Linked DNA regions of Homo sapiens: regions 1, 2, 3 and 5 are each linked to region 4. The links are chromatin contacts, found by Hi-C or POLR2A ChIA-PET in ENCODE. All regions are on one chromosome and are shown on one strand. Each heading gives the region's core, a stretch centred on a gene start or an enhancer-like site at or near the end of the contact. The rest is flanking DNA. Distances are from core to core; before and after follow the strand shown. Region 1 holds the start of NDUFB8 (NADH:ubiquinone oxidoreductase subunit B8). Region 2 holds the start of BORCS7 (BLOC-1 related complex subunit 7). Region 3 holds the start of TAF5 (TATA-box binding protein associated factor 5). Region 4 holds the start of OGA (O-GlcNAcase). Region 5 holds the start of CNNM2 (cyclin and CBS domain divalent metal cation transport mediator 2).

Region 1 (2,700 bases), core at 17-2,516, 1.3 Mb before region 4:
ATCCAGGTTCATCTGACACTGGCTTCGAACAAGGCTGCTCTTGTCCACAACATAAGAAAAAACAGGAAATGATGACAACTAGACATATGCTACAGAAAATGAGTGTATAACAAGAAGAATAGAAGTTGCTGAAACCAAGATTGAAAGAGTGACATTAGGACAGGAAATAAAGGCGATGATAATCACTTCAGATAATTAACCATTGGGATGTTATGTGGGTATGGATACGGAAGAGTGTGGAAGGGATAGGATAACATCAACTGGAGTACGTAAGGGGGCTGGCTGTTTAATCTGCTTAATAGTTGCTACGATTTCCACAGCACTAACAGAAAAACATTTTTTTTAAAGAGACATACACACAAATATAGAGTACTCCGTTTACAAATAAGATTCTCATGACAGGAGTCCAGCTCCAGCCTGGTCACATGCCTGGATGACAGCACCTGAGCGCAGCAGATGCTCAATCTAAATGAAACTCGACGCTCTGGATAGAGCCAAGGAAGGCTCCTGCTATTCGGGGGTCCTCGAGGGAGCCATTAAAACCTCGGCTTCCTCATTTGAGGAAACAGCCTGAGCCAAGGAGAAAATTGAAGTCCTCTCAGCTGCAGCTGCTCACCCACCCCCCTCCCACCTCCCTCCACAGAGAAAAGCACCCACTCCATTGACTCTGAGGGGTCACGAGAAGGTTCGGGAAAAAGGGTCACAGTCAAGCCACCCAACCCAGCCGGCCTTCTCCCATCACTACTTGGGTGCGAGCATACCCTCTCTGTCTCACCCCATGCCATCATCCGGGTAAGGTTCGTAGTCTTCCACACGCATATTATACTTCTTGGCGGCGGCGGCCCGTTCTTCTGGGGTCCTAGGATAGGGCCCCGGGAACATGTCCTTGGTCATGTGGGAGGCTAGAACGCAGAAGAGAACAGGTCAGAAGCGAGCCCGCTCTCCAGCCGCTCCGAAGGCTTCAAGTCGCAGGGGCTGCAGAGGTCCGAGCCCGGGACTTCGCAGGATCAGTGCGATCCTCCACCCCATTTTCTGGATATATCAACGCCACCTCCACTCCCTACCCGGAGGCTGCCGCCGCGGCATCTACGATCCCCCCTCCCGATACACCAAATTTCAGGTACCCCCTTCCCACACTGAGGTCTCGCCCGTTCTCGCGGACCTGTCCGTGCGCCCAGCGGCATCACGTTCCGGGATGCCCTTTGCAGCCACTGGACTCCCAAGACCCCGGCCCTGGCCACCGCCATCTTCACCTTCTTCACGTTTCCCTTCTGCACATGCGCAAAGGCCTGTCACGGCGGCTGAGCCGGGCCAAACGTGACGGAGGAAGCCGGGAGTGAAGAAAAGCCGAAGGGTTCAACAGGGGCGGGGTTTAAATACGCAGTTGGGAAGCCAAGGGTTGGATAGAGGCTGGGAAGGATAAGCGGGAAGAAGGGAAAACCAGGCAGGTCTCTGACATTTCAGAATGTTGTGTCCTTTTTCTCCCTGAGCTGACTTAGACCCATCCAGGGATGATGGGAACTCGGAACCTGAGCAACTCAGGTAGACAGCTTAACCACCTCCCCCAGGAGCTGTACTAGTGAAATGAGCCTGTCTTACTCTCTTCTCTGGCTGCTTGCTTTCCTCTCCTTCACGGGCACTTCCTTCCATCCCCAAACATGATCATTCTTCAAATTCACCTGTTGGTCTTGCTTGTTGTTCTGTTCTCCAAATGGGTTGATCTTCACTTAGACGCCAGTGCAACACACAATTCGGCCCTGAATTGGCTCCTTAGTTTCAGTCCGTGTTTCCATCTGCATGTCTCAGTCACCTCAACCCAACAAATGTAAAATTAAACTTATCACCAGAGGCAGCTCTCCAGAGACAGCTTAAAGCCTCAGAGTTGGTAGGACTTGGATAAAACAAATTACAAACCGGCCCATAATGAACAAACTAACTCAACAGAAGAATTGGAGACATTATTATGTTTGCATATGAATGTTTTCACTTGGGATTTGAATAACTTACACATTATAAATATGCACGTATTTCCAGTGACTTTTCAGGTGACCACTGTTTTGGAGCAGAACCTATTATTATAAACATTCTCAAGTATATATCAGAGCAATAAAAATGCATATAAGCTGGGAGCTGTGGCTCACACCTGTAATCCCAACACTTTGGGAGGCCTAGGTTGGAGAATGGCTGGAGACCAGGAGTTTGAGACCAGCCTGGGTGACATAGTGAGACTTCGTCTCTTTTTTTTTAAGTTATAAAAAGTAAACAAATATGGATATATACTATTTAATATATAAATTTTGGGAAGGACTACACAGCAACTTGCTGTCTTGTAAATGACATCACTAGTTGATGTTCAGAATAATTGCACAACATCTGCATTCAACCAATAGCAAACCCTGATCCAATTTAGGTCAAGAAACAGAGTTGATCTAATTTATTTATTTTTATTAAGATATTATTCACATACCATAAATTCACCCTTTTAGGCCGGGTGCGGTGGCTCACGCCTGTAATCCCAGCACTTTGGGAGGCTGAGGTGGGAAGATTACTTGAGGTTAGGAGTTCAAGACCAGCCTGGCCAACACAGCAAAAACCCATCTCTACTAAAAATACAAAAATAGCTGGGCATGGTGGTGTACACTTGTAATCCCAGCTACTCAGGAGGCTGAGGCAAGAGAATCACTTGAACACAGGAGATGG
Region 2 (2,700 bases), core at 113-2,612, 1.0 Mb after region 4:
TTCTTCATTTGTTTACAGGCCTATCTGCCTCATCAGCCTGGGAGTTCCACAGAGACAAGAACTGTATTTCATTTCTTTCTCTATCCCCAGCCTAGTACAGTGTCTGGTATTTAGTTCATGAAATGTTTGTTAAAATTGAATGGAATGAGGCCAGGTGCAGTGGCTCACGCCTGTAATCCCACCATTTTGGAAGGCCAAGGCTGGTGGATCATTAGATGTCAGGAATTTGAGACCAGCCTGGCCAACATGGTGAAACCCTATCTCTACTAAAAATACAAAAATTAGCCGGGCCTGGTGGCAAGCACCTGTAATCCCAGCTACTTGGGAGGCTGAGGCAGGAGAATCACTTGAACTCAGGAGGCGGATGTTGCAGTGAGCTGAGATCGAGCCACTGCACTCCAGCCTGGGCAACAAAGCGAGACTCCATCTCAAAAAAAAAATAAAATAAAATAAAATTAAATAAAATGAGACAAGTTATCGCTATGTTGCCCAGGCTGCTGATACTGAACTCCTGGCCTTGAGTGACCCTTCTGCCTCGGCCTCCCAAAGTGCTGGGACTACAGGTGTGTCACCATATGGATAGGTTGGCCTTGAACTCCTGACCTCAAGTGATCCACCTTGGCCTTTCAAAGTGTTGGGATTACAGGCGTGAGCCACCACGCCTGGCCCCTTGTCTCAATTAATCAAAAAAAGGCCTAGGCAACAGAACAAGACTCTGGGGAAAAAAAAATATATATGTATATATATATGTGTATATATATGTATATATATGTATATATGTGTATATATGTGTATATATATGTGTATATATATATATGTGTATATATATATGAATGGAATGATATTCTCATAACCCCTTGGAAACATTATTACTTCTGTTTAACAGATGAGGAATATAAGACAGAAGCTGAGTAATTTGCAGCCACACACTGCTAAATGGTAGCATTGGGACTGTAATCCGGGCCTTCTGATTCTTTTTAATTATTTGTATTAATTTTAATTTTATTTTATTTTTAAAGAGATGGAGTTTCGCTATGTTGCCCAGGGTGGTCTGGAACTCTCAGGCTCAGGTGATCCTCCTGCCTGGGTCTCCCAAAGGGCTGGGATTTCAGGCGTGCGCCGCCATGCCCTGCCGCAGGCTTTCCGATTCTGAACCATAGAGTCAATGAAACTGTCCTCCATCCCCTCCAGAGATGTTTGCCTGGACCCTGTTTTCCTCAGGATATCAATGAATAGTTCATGAGTTTAGTGAGCAAAGGTCAACCTCCATCAGGCGCATGCGTCCCTTCCTTTTCCCATGGAGGAAGAGACGCCTCTTTTCCTTCCGCTTTGCTTGTCTTTTGGCCCCGGCGACTCACCATCGTCAGTGCGCAACCGTTCGCTAACTGAAATGATGGCGACTGGAACGCCAGAGTCTCAAGCGCGGTTCGGTCAGTCCGTGAAGGGGCTTCTCACGGAGAAGGTGACCACCTGTGGTACTGACGTAATCGCGCTCACCAAGCAGGTGCTGAAAGGCTCCCGGAGCTCCGAGGTGAGCTGGAAGTGGACTCTCCCGGCCTGATAGTCCGGGGAGTCGCAGTCTTTCGTTGCTGTGGGAAGGAGGTCGCGTTGCATCTTGGGAATTGTAGGCTGTGAAGTACTTGCTATGAGTAGGTCTTCTTCGCGGAGGCGCGTGTTGCATTCTGGGGTGTGCAGTCTCTTTGGTTAGGGACAGTGTGTGAGGGTTGGGGGAAGAAGCGATGCCATGGGAACCTGTGCTTTAAAACAGCTCTTTGGGAGGCCGAGGCGGGCGGATCACCTGAGGTCGGGAGTTCGAAACTAGCCTGACAATCATGGAGAAACCCCCGTCTCTACTAAAAAATAATAATTAAAAAAATATATAGCCGAGCGTGGTGGCACATGCCTGTAATCCCAGTTACTTGGGAGGCTGAGGCAGGAGAATTGCTTGAACCTGGGAGGCGAATTATATATATAAGTATTATATATTACGTATTATATAATATATATACGTATATATTATATATAATGTGTATGTATATATTACATATATAATATACATATATATTATATATAATATATGTAATATATATTATATATATTTTCAACTAGAGGTGTTTATAGTTAACCACCTGTAAATATTCAACATATTCATCATAATAAACGTACATTTATTTAGCATTTTATATATGCTAGACACTGTTGTCTTTTATGGAGTTTAATTCATGAAGTCTTTAGAATGACTAATTGAAGGAAGTACTTTTCCTTTTTTTTTTTTTTTTTTGAGACGGAGTCTAGCTCTGTCGCCAGGCTGGAGTGTAGTGGTGTGATCTTGGCTCACTGCAACTTCCGCCTCCTGGGTTCAAGTGATTCTCCCGCCTCAGCCTCCTGAGTAGCTGGGATTACAGGCACGCACCACCACACCTGGCTATTTTTGTATTCTTAGTAGAGATGAGGTTTCACCATGTTGGCCAGGCTGGTCTCGAACTCTTGACCTCATGATCTGCCTGCATCAGCCTTCCAAAGTGCTGGGATTACAGGCGTGAGCCACCGCTCCTGGCAGCATTGCTTCTTGAGCAGTCTCCACATAGCTATTTTGTTTGATTAGCTGAGAATTTCATGTGTAAAAAACTCATTCCACAGTATTCATTTAACAAATACTTATTGGGTGTCTGCTATGTGCCAGGAACTGCTCTAGGTACA
Region 3 (2,700 bases), core at 110-2,609, 1.5 Mb after region 4:
GTACATATTTCACAACCACAACATTCTGGTATTTAAAAACTTTTTTTTTGAGACGGAGTCTCGTACTGTCGCGCAGGCTGGAGTGCAGTGGCGGGATCTCGGCTCACTGCAACCTCCGTCTCCCGGGTTCAAGCTCTTCTTCTGTCTCAGCCTCCCGAGTAGCTGGGATTACAGGGGCGCACCACCATGCCTGGCTAATTTTTTGTATTTTTAGTAGAGGCGGGGTTTTGCCGTGTTGGTCAGGCTGGTCTCTAATTCCTGATCTCATGATCCGCCCGCCTCGGCCTCCCAAAGTGCTGGGGTTACAGGCGTGAGCCACCGCACCTGGCGTTAAAAACTTTTTATTGAAATGTAATGTATACGGGCCAGGCGCAGTGGTTCACGCCTGTAATCCCAGCACTTTGGGAGGCTGAGGCCGGTGGATCACCTGAGGTCAGGAGTTGGAGACCAGCCTCGCCAACATGGCGAAACCCTGTCTCTACTGAAAATACAAAAATTAGCCGGGCGTGGTGGCACACGTCTGTAATCCCAGCTACTCGGGAGGCTCAGGCAGGAGAATCGCTTGAACCCAGGAGGCAGAGATTGCAGTGAGCTGAGATCGGGCCACTGCACTCCAGCCTGGGCGACAGAGCGACACTCCGTCTCAAAAGTTAAATAAATAAATAAATGTAATGTAATGCATGCAGCTCGATTAACTTTTACAAAAGTAAAAATGACAAAAAAAAAAAAAAAGTAAGCACTATTCAGGTCAAAATGTAAAACTACCAGTATCTCGGAAGCCTCCCTCTGGCAAATGGTATATGTTTTTGAGTTAAATACGTGGATTCGAATGTTGACATTTGGACTTTCTTCTTGCCTCTGGTAAGTTATTTAACCTCTCTTGGTTTCAACTGAGCCATCTGCGAGGTGGGGATAATATTACCTCATAAGATTATTTAATTGTAGCAGGGCGTGGTGGCGCATGCCTGTAATCCTAGCTACTGGGGAGGCTGAGGCAGGAGAATCGCTTAACAGCCTGGGCGACAAGAGCGAAACTCCGTCTCAAAAAAAAAAAAAAGAAAAAAGAAAAAGATTATTGAATTGAAGGAGATCACATAATGTAAAACATCTATCATAATGCCTAAATATAGCTGGCCTGCAATAAATGGCAATTATTCTCAGGCAAATGTAATAGGTGGTCACCAATGCCCACTTCCTGCCTTTCTTTCGCTCGGTTTTGAAAGTTGCTCTCTTTCCTATTCCGTTTCTCCTTCCTTTTCGCTCCTCCTACTGCCGTAAATGGCCTACTAGAGTTGTCGTGAAATGCTCCTCCCCGCCCTCCATGTGGCGAAAATGCAATCACGCTTGACGGCGCGAGGTGGCTCAGCCGCAAGATGGCGGCGCTGGCGGAGGAGCAGACGGAGGTGGCGGTCAAGCTAGAGCCTGAGGGACCGCCAACGCTGCTACCTCCGCAGGCGGGGGACGGCGCAGGCGAGGGTAGCGGCGGCACTACCAACAACGGCCCCAACGGCGGCGGCGGGAACGTTGCGGCGTCGTCGTCCACTGGCGGGGATGGCGGGACCCCCAAGCCCACGGTGGCTGTCTCCGCCGCTGCCCCGGCGGGGGCGGCCCCGGTGCCCGCCGCTGCTCCGGACGCCGGCGCTCCGCATGACCGACAGACTCTACTGGCCGTGCTGCAGTTCCTACGGCAGAGCAAACTCCGCGAGGCCGAAGAGGCGCTGCGCCGTGAGGCCGGGCTGCTGGAGGAGGCAGTGGCGGGCTCCGGAGCCCCGGGAGAGGTGGACAGCGCCGGCGCTGAGGTGACCAGCGCGCTTCTCAGCCGGGTGACCGCCTCGGCCCCTGGCCCTGCGGCCCCCGACCCTCCGGGCACTGGCGCTTCGGGGGCCACGGTCGTCTCAGGTTCAGCCTCAGGTCCTGCGGCTCCGGGTAAAGGTGAGCCGTGGGGTCCCGGGTAGGTACGGCCGCCGCGAAGGGGAGCAAGCCGGTAAGGCAGGGGCTGGCAGGCCTGCACCTCTGCGGGCTTGTTTTGAATTTCCTGGGCCCGCCTCTAGGGCCACATGCCCGCCCCTTTCTCTAGTGCGCGGGCTGCGCAGTCAAACCCCCTTCCGAGCTGTCAGTTCCAGTGAGAAGCTGAGGAGAGCTGTTGAGCAGAGGGATGTATGGGGAAGGTGAGCGCGGAGAGGCGGGATCTTCACGCTCTTGGTCCCTTTCCTTTCATTTGGGCTTTTGAGCCTTGGGCAGGTCCGCATGACACTAACAGTGTTTGTACAGTTTCGTACTAGCGTACTTTAAGTACTGTAAGTACTTTATTTTCTCTTTATTTCTTTAGTTCCTCTTAAAAGATGTGTTGATAAATACTTTATAGATTTTTTTTTTTTTTGAGACGGAAACTTGCTCTGTTGCCCAGGTTGGAGTGCAGTGGCGCAATCTTGGCTCACTGCAACCTCCGCCTCCCGGGTTCAAGCAATTCTCCTGCCTCAGCCTCCCGCGTAGGTGGGACTACAGGCTCCTACTGCCACGGCCGGCTAATTTTTGTATTTTTAGTAGAGGCGGGCTTTCACCATGTTGGTCAGGCTGGTCTCGAAATCCTGACCTCAGATGATCCACCTGCCTCGGCCTCCTACAGTGCTGGGATTACAGGCGTGAGACACCGCGCCCGGCCGCCATACAATATACCCTTGTAACAGTCCTGCACATCAT
Region 4 (2,700 bases), core at 2-2,501:
CTAAATTCCAATTACGCATCTCAGATACTTCGAGAATCTGTGATTAAAGCCAAAGTTTCATCCCTCGAGAGCAAAGTACAGTAGCTGGGAAAGAGGGCAATTTTCTAAGTTGCAAATGAATCTTTGCGGGGGTGGGGGGAAGCAACAAAAATATTCTAAGCCAAGTGGAACTTGAAATACTATAGGCCAAACGTGCTTCTCTTCACTCCAGAAGTACAAGCACGTCAGTGTGGGCCGATTTTCCACAAAGGGTGGTGACAGAAGCACTACACATATTTTTTCACTGGAACCAGACAACCCTAGGGAATAAGATCCCAAGGTACAAAGAAGTAGAACTCAGAGGCTAACAGAACACCAGGCTCTTAACCACCGCCTCCTTAGGAGGTGGCCTGGCTCCAAGCCCAAGACGGGTGGGGTCAGACTTGTGAGTGGCCAGGGGGGAATTCGACGCCGTCTTAAGACGTGCAAGGAGATTCGCCCAACATCTCGTCTCTCCCCTCGCTTTAGGAGGGCCACATTTCAGACCCAGAGGCTTTCCGGCCTTTTAGAGTCTCCAAAATCCCCGCCACCACCCTCCTCCCGAGGACAGAACGTGTTAGTGCCAAAACGGGGAGGGAAGGAGGGCGCTCACCTTCCACCACACCGCAGAGGAACCGCCGAGCCCCTCCTGCAGCCCCGGCCACCGCCGCTCCCCCAGCCCCGGCGGGGTTGTCTTCTCCGGGTGCCGGAGCTGCCGGCGGCTCCAGCGATGCCCCCGCAGAGGCGGCAGGGTTGGAGCTGAGCTCGCTCTCCCGCTCCTCCAACGTCGCTTGACTCTCCTTCTGCACCATCCTCCTGCCCCCGGCCGCTGCCACCTCTGCGGGTCCTCCTCGACCTCTGTCCGTTGGGGCACCGGCCCGGAGCCCTGGAGAGGGCTTCAGCTCCAAGTGTGCGCCCCTCCGGCTCCTTCCCCTCCCCCTCTGCCCTTCCCCCTCCCTCTCCGCAGGGACCCGAATGCCCGGATGAGAAGGGCGGCGGCACCGGCGCGAGCCCTTTGTCAGCCGCAGCCTCGGCTTTAAGCTGGGGCGCCAGAAGCCTAAGCGGAGAGCGAGGCTGTGACCTCTCGTTCCCTGGAAGAAGACGGCCAAGGGTCCTGTCCTCGTTCTCTGCCTCTGCTGCCCTCCCGATAATCTTAGGTCTTCCGCTGTTTCCCCTCCAAGCCCCGAGCTCTCCCTCTGCTGCTGCCTCCACCGCCCGCTTCCTGTTTATCCGCACTGCGCTTGCGCTGCAGACCGGCTCAGACCGGTCCCCTCCGCCCGGCTCCCCCGCCTTCTTTGGGGCTAGCCTATTAAGCTTCTTTAGGTAGGGGGAAATAGAACAGGAGACGCGAAAAGCAGAAGGTAATGAAGGCAGTGGAATGTACCATTTCTGCTTGCCACCCTCCGAAACAAGCCTGGCACCCTGGGACGGACGGACCATTACCCGCCCCGAAGGAGGGGAGTATGGGAGGAGGCTGCCGCCGGTTGGGGCAATAGGGAGAAGGGGGGAAGGTGAAAAGGAGAGGTGTTTATTCTCTCAGTGCGCAGGCGCGGAGCCGCGGCCTCTCGTTCTTAAAGAGATAGGAAAGAACTGACCTACTTTCTATGGAGATTCTTGTAATAGGTGGGCTCATTACATCTGCCTAACCCAGGCTTGGTTCGGTAAAGACACCATTCCAAGGAGCTCAGCTCACCCCTCTGCCTTGAATCATTTTCCCCTAATCCCATTTAAAATGTAATCATTCGTTCATTCCTTCATTCAGTAGACATCTATAGAGCTTGCCTCGTGCTGGGCTCTAGAACACTATGAGCTCACAGTACGGTGGTGGAGACAAGCCACCACACACGCAGTTCCCACAAGGTGTCCCCAAGAACTTCGGAGCTCAGAACAGGTGATACTCACTCCTCCTTTGGGGAGAGGCCGTGGGCATGGCTTCACTTTTCAGCTGGATTATAAAGGATGTGAAGTTAGCCTGACTGAGCAGAAGGGGAGGGAAGACAGCACTCCAGGAAAGTGGAACGAACAACAGAGTCCAAAGGTAGGGAGGCATGAAAAGCCTGCCTTGTTTGGGAATGGGGAGCGCGCGGTGTGTGCAGTGGGGCATGAGATCCCTTCGGCCTCGGCATGGGCATCGCTTCCTTGGGAAGCCTTCCCTGAGCCCTAGATGGGTTTGGGTCTCCTTGCTGTATGTTCTCAGAGCTCTCTTGTAGACCTACCCTAATGCACTTTACATTTATGATGCTTGAGAAATCTATCTCAACCTGTGAGGTATAAACATGAAATGATGATTAAGACTTAGTAATGTCCATCTTACACTTCAGTCTGATATTTACCTTCTTTAGCCGTAGCCCAACTTGTAGTTTCAGGGACTTTCATGGTCCCTCTTCTTTTCAGTCCTGGATTGTTGAGATGGGGGTTAGGAGCAAACTTTTTTTTTTTTTTTGAGACAGAGTTTCACTCTGTCGCCCAGGCTGGAGCGCAGGAGCGCAGTGGCGCAATCTCGGCTCACTGCAGCCTTCACCTCCTGGGCTCAGGCTATTCTCCTGCCTCAACCTCTCGAGTAGCTGAGACTACAGGCACCCGCCACCACACCCGGCTAATTTTGTGTTTTTAATAGAGACGGGGTTTCGCCACGTTGACTAGGCTAGTCTTGAACTCCTGACCTCAGGTGATCCACCTGCC
Region 5 (2,700 bases), core at 45-2,544, 1.1 Mb after region 4:
GCCTCTCCGAGTAGCTGGGACTACAGGCGCCCGCCACCATGCCCGGTTAATTTTTTGTATTTTTAGTAGAGACGGGGTTTCACCGTGGTCTACGATCTCCTGACCTCATGCTCCGCCCGCCTCGGCCTCCCAAAGTACTGGGATTACAAGCGTGAGCCACCAACGCCCGGCCTGAATGTTTTAAGTTTCAAGGAAAAGACCAATTTGGCAGCTACTCTGCTACCTCGTCACCTCCAGGTGACGTTGGGAGTACTGGGGAGCTAGGTTTCCAGAACTTTTTGCTCTTGAGTGACCTAAGACCCTAGCAGAGTTTGGTCAGTGTGATTAAGAATGAGCCTCTGTGGGTCTGTTTAGGATGCTTGCCCCCTCCCATTTCCTTAACTTGCCTGAATTCCTGCTGGGAATACAGATTCGGGGCCCTTCCCACTCTGTAAATATGGGAAAAGGTCTAGGAAGTATATACTCCTAGCAATAATATGTAGGGGTTCTATGACTAGGAAATTTGGGGAACTGTCCCCCTGACCGCTCCATCCGTAACTTCTGCACACCTTTTGGGGTACGCCGCCGACCTGGAAAGCGTTGCAGGGCGCTCATGCTGCCCGCAGGTGGCGCCACGTGATCGCGAGCCGCAGAGAGCCCGTACCCTAGGAGTCTCGAGGCGCGAGGACTGCTGGTCCGCAGCTGTGCCGGGGCCACCGACGCCGCTTACCCCGGCGGAGCGCCGCGCAGGTGGAGTTGGGGACAGCGGCCGGTGCCCCGGCTTTTTAGGCTGTGTGCATCCCAAGCCGCCTCTAGTTGGCTTCTCGGGCTTCCGGGGCAGGAGGGCGCGCGGCTTTGTGCCTACGAATTGAGAACTGGAGAGCCAGTAACCGGTGCACCGGGAACCTGCCGCCTTGCGCCGCAGGGCTTTAGTCCAAACCTGGCCGGTCCAGGCTCCGGGATCTACTACAGGGGCCCCTGGGGAGCGCGGGCCCCAGGGACGGCTCCTTCCCATTGGCAGCAGGACGGATGCCACGCCCCTTTTTCTTCAGCTCTCATCTTTGACTGGCTCTCGAGTCCCAGATGGCCACGCCCCCTCCCCTCGCACATACACAAGAGTCACGCGCCTTTCAGTTGGAAACTTGGCGTGCAGACGGGGACGGTGGCTCTCGTCGCCCCACCCACTTACCTTGCCATTGGTCCGCGGAGCGGCACACGGTCACGCCCCCATTCCAGCCCCCTGGCTGGGAGGGCGGGCACCCGCTTGTGATTGGCTGGTCGGCCTGCCTCTCGCGGGAGCAGCCGGCGCTCCTCTCCCTCCCTCTTTCCCTCCCGCGAGCCTCGGGGTTCCTCAGCTGGCTGAGGTGGAGTCAGTGTCAGTCAGGGAGGCGAACTGCTGAGCACTGGCCGCGGACGCTCCGTTGCAGTCTCGCCCAGGGGCCGGTACCTGCGCTCGCGCCGCCGGGTTGAAAGGATGAAGCCGCAGCTGGAGCAGCCACCCTATGATTGGCTGTGGCGCTTGTGAACCCAAAGTAAAGATGGCGGGCGGGCAGGCAGCCGCCGCACTGCCCACTTGGAAGATGGCGGCGCGCCGCAGCCTCAGCGCTCGCGGCCGGGGGATCCTGCAGGCGGCTGCGGGGCGGCTGCTGCCGCTGCTCCTGCTGAGCTGCTGCTGCGGTGCGGGCGGCTGCGCAGCGGTGGGCGAGAATGAGGAGACGGTGATCATCGGGCTGCGACTGGAGGACACGAACGACGTGTCGTTCATGGAAGGGGGGGCGCTGCGGGTGAGCGAACGGACCCGGGTCAAGCTGCGGGTGTACGGGCAGAACATCAATAACGAGACGTGGTCCCGCATCGCCTTCACCGAGCACGAGCGGCGGCGCCACAGCCCGGGGGAGCGCGGGCTGGGGGGCCCCGCGCCGCCAGAGCCGGACAGCGGCCCCCAGCGATGCGGCATCCGCACCTCAGACATCATCATCTTGCCCCACATCATTCTCAACCGCCGCACCTCGGGCATCATCGAGATCGAGATCAAACCGCTACGCAAGATGGAGAAGAGCAAGTCCTATTACCTGTGCACGTCGCTCTCCACGCCCGCCCTGGGCGCCGGCGGCTCGGGGTCCACGGGTGGCGCCGTCGGGGGCAAGGGTGGCTCGGGGGTGGCCGGGCTCCCGCCGCCCCCGTGGGCCGAGACCACCTGGATTTACCACGACGGCGAGGACACCAAGATGATCGTAGGCGAAGAGAAGAAGTTCCTGCTGCCCTTCTGGCTGCAGGTGATCTTCATTTCGCTGCTGCTGTGCCTGTCGGGCATGTTCAGCGGCCTCAACCTGGGGCTCATGGCCCTGGACCCGATGGAGCTGCGCATCGTGCAGAACTGCGGCACGGAGAAGGAGAAGAATTACGCCAAGCGCATCGAGCCGGTGCGCAGGCAGGGCAACTACCTGCTGTGCTCACTGCTGCTGGGCAACGTGCTGGTCAACACCACGCTCACCATCCTGCTCGACGACATCGCCGGCTCGGGCCTCGTGGCCGTGGTAGTCTCCACCATCGGTATCGTCATCTTCGGAGAGATCGTGCCCCAGGCCATCTGCTCCCGGCATGGCCTGGCTGTGGGGGCCAACACCATCTTCCTCACCAAGTTTTTCATGATGATGACCTTCCCCGCTTCCTACCCGGTCAGCAAGCTGCTGGACTGCGTCCTGGGCCAGGAGATAGGCA

What was found. Hi-C counts contacts between places; a loop is a spot of excess contacts on that map. ChIA-PET counts read pairs that join two places held with the same protein, here RNA polymerase II (POLR2A). Pooled maps may share reads with other maps.
Region 1: a map of gastrocnemius medialis shows a loop between it and region 4 (5-fold over the local background). The contact joins the promoter of NDUFB8 here to the promoter of OGA in region 4. A Hi-C loop is called at or near these places in 1 of 168 maps with a recorded cell type or tissue (gastrocnemius medialis), 2 of 37 single-sample maps with no recorded cell type and 13 of 50 pooled maps. POLR2A ChIA-PET finds 5 or more read pairs at or near these places in 1 of 52 experiments (activated B cell).
Region 2: a loop to region 4 is called in a pooled map, with 13 times the contacts of the local background. The contact joins the promoter of BORCS7 here to the promoter of OGA in region 4. A Hi-C loop is called at or near these places in 2 of 37 single-sample maps with no recorded cell type and 7 of 50 pooled maps. POLR2A ChIA-PET finds 5 or more read pairs at or near these places in 1 of 52 experiments (activated naive CD8-positive, alpha-beta T cell).
Region 3: a loop to region 4 is called in a map of mammary epithelial cell, with 12 times the contacts of the local background. The contact joins the promoter of TAF5 here to the promoter of OGA in region 4. A Hi-C loop is called at or near these places in 1 of 168 maps with a recorded cell type or tissue (mammary epithelial cell) and 9 of 50 pooled maps. POLR2A ChIA-PET finds 5 or more read pairs at or near these places in 3 of 52 experiments (OCI-LY7, T-cell and activated CD4-positive, alpha-beta T cell).
Region 5: a pooled map shows a loop between it and region 4 (21-fold over the local background). The contact joins the promoter of CNNM2 here to the promoter of OGA in region 4. A Hi-C loop is called at or near these places in 2 of 37 single-sample maps with no recorded cell type and 8 of 50 pooled maps.

The regions. Positions count from the first base shown.
Region 1 is chr10:100,528,605-100,531,304 of GRCh38, forward strand. It overlaps NDUFB8 (NADH:ubiquinone oxidoreductase subunit B8), which reads right to left and starts at 1,267. Exons shown (of 5, transcript NM_005004.4): 1 at 1,163-1,267; 2 at 776-902. The coding sequence starts at 1,247. RefSeq lists enhancers at 1-131, 974-1,556, 1,690-1,739.
Region 2 is chr10:102,852,897-102,855,596 of GRCh38, forward strand. It overlaps BORCS7 (BLOC-1 related complex subunit 7), which reads left to right and starts at 1,363. Exons shown (of 5, transcript NM_001136200.2): 1 at 1,363-1,531. The coding sequence starts at 1,391. BORCS7-ASMT (BORCS7-ASMT readthrough (NMD candidate)) reads left to right here and starts at 1,314. Exons shown (of 15, transcript NR_037644.1): 1 at 1,314-1,531. RefSeq lists enhancers at 883-1,396, 1,379-1,438, 1,397-1,909, 1,509-1,698.
Region 3 is chr10:103,366,617-103,369,316 of GRCh38, forward strand. TAF5 (TATA-box binding protein associated factor 5) reads left to right here and starts at 1,360. Exons shown (of 11, transcript NM_006951.5): 1 at 1,360-1,932. The coding sequence starts at 1,374. RefSeq lists enhancers at 1,176-1,470, 1,223-1,462, 2,593-2,662 and a silencer at 1,593-2,132.
Region 4 is chr10:101,817,193-101,819,892 of GRCh38, forward strand. It overlaps OGA (O-GlcNAcase), which reads right to left and starts at 1,252. Exons shown (of 16, transcript NM_012215.5): 1 at 632-1,252. The coding sequence starts at 830. It overlaps KCNIP2-AS1 (KCNIP2 antisense RNA 1), which reads left to right and starts at 1,876. Exons shown (of 3, transcript NR_045118.1): 1 at 1,876-2,056. RefSeq lists enhancers at 785-1,360, 1,162-1,281 and silencers at 812-871, 952-1,011.
Region 5 is chr10:102,917,000-102,919,699 of GRCh38, forward strand. CNNM2 (cyclin and CBS domain divalent metal cation transport mediator 2) reads left to right here and starts at 1,295. Exons shown (of 8, transcript NM_017649.5): 1 at 1,295-2,700. The coding sequence starts at 1,482. It overlaps LOC107984265 (a long non-coding RNA gene), which reads right to left and starts at 1,336. Exons shown (of 3, transcript NR_160733.1): 1 at 1,169-1,336. RefSeq lists enhancers at 248-934, 935-1,621 and silencers at 1,091-1,270, 1,881-1,970.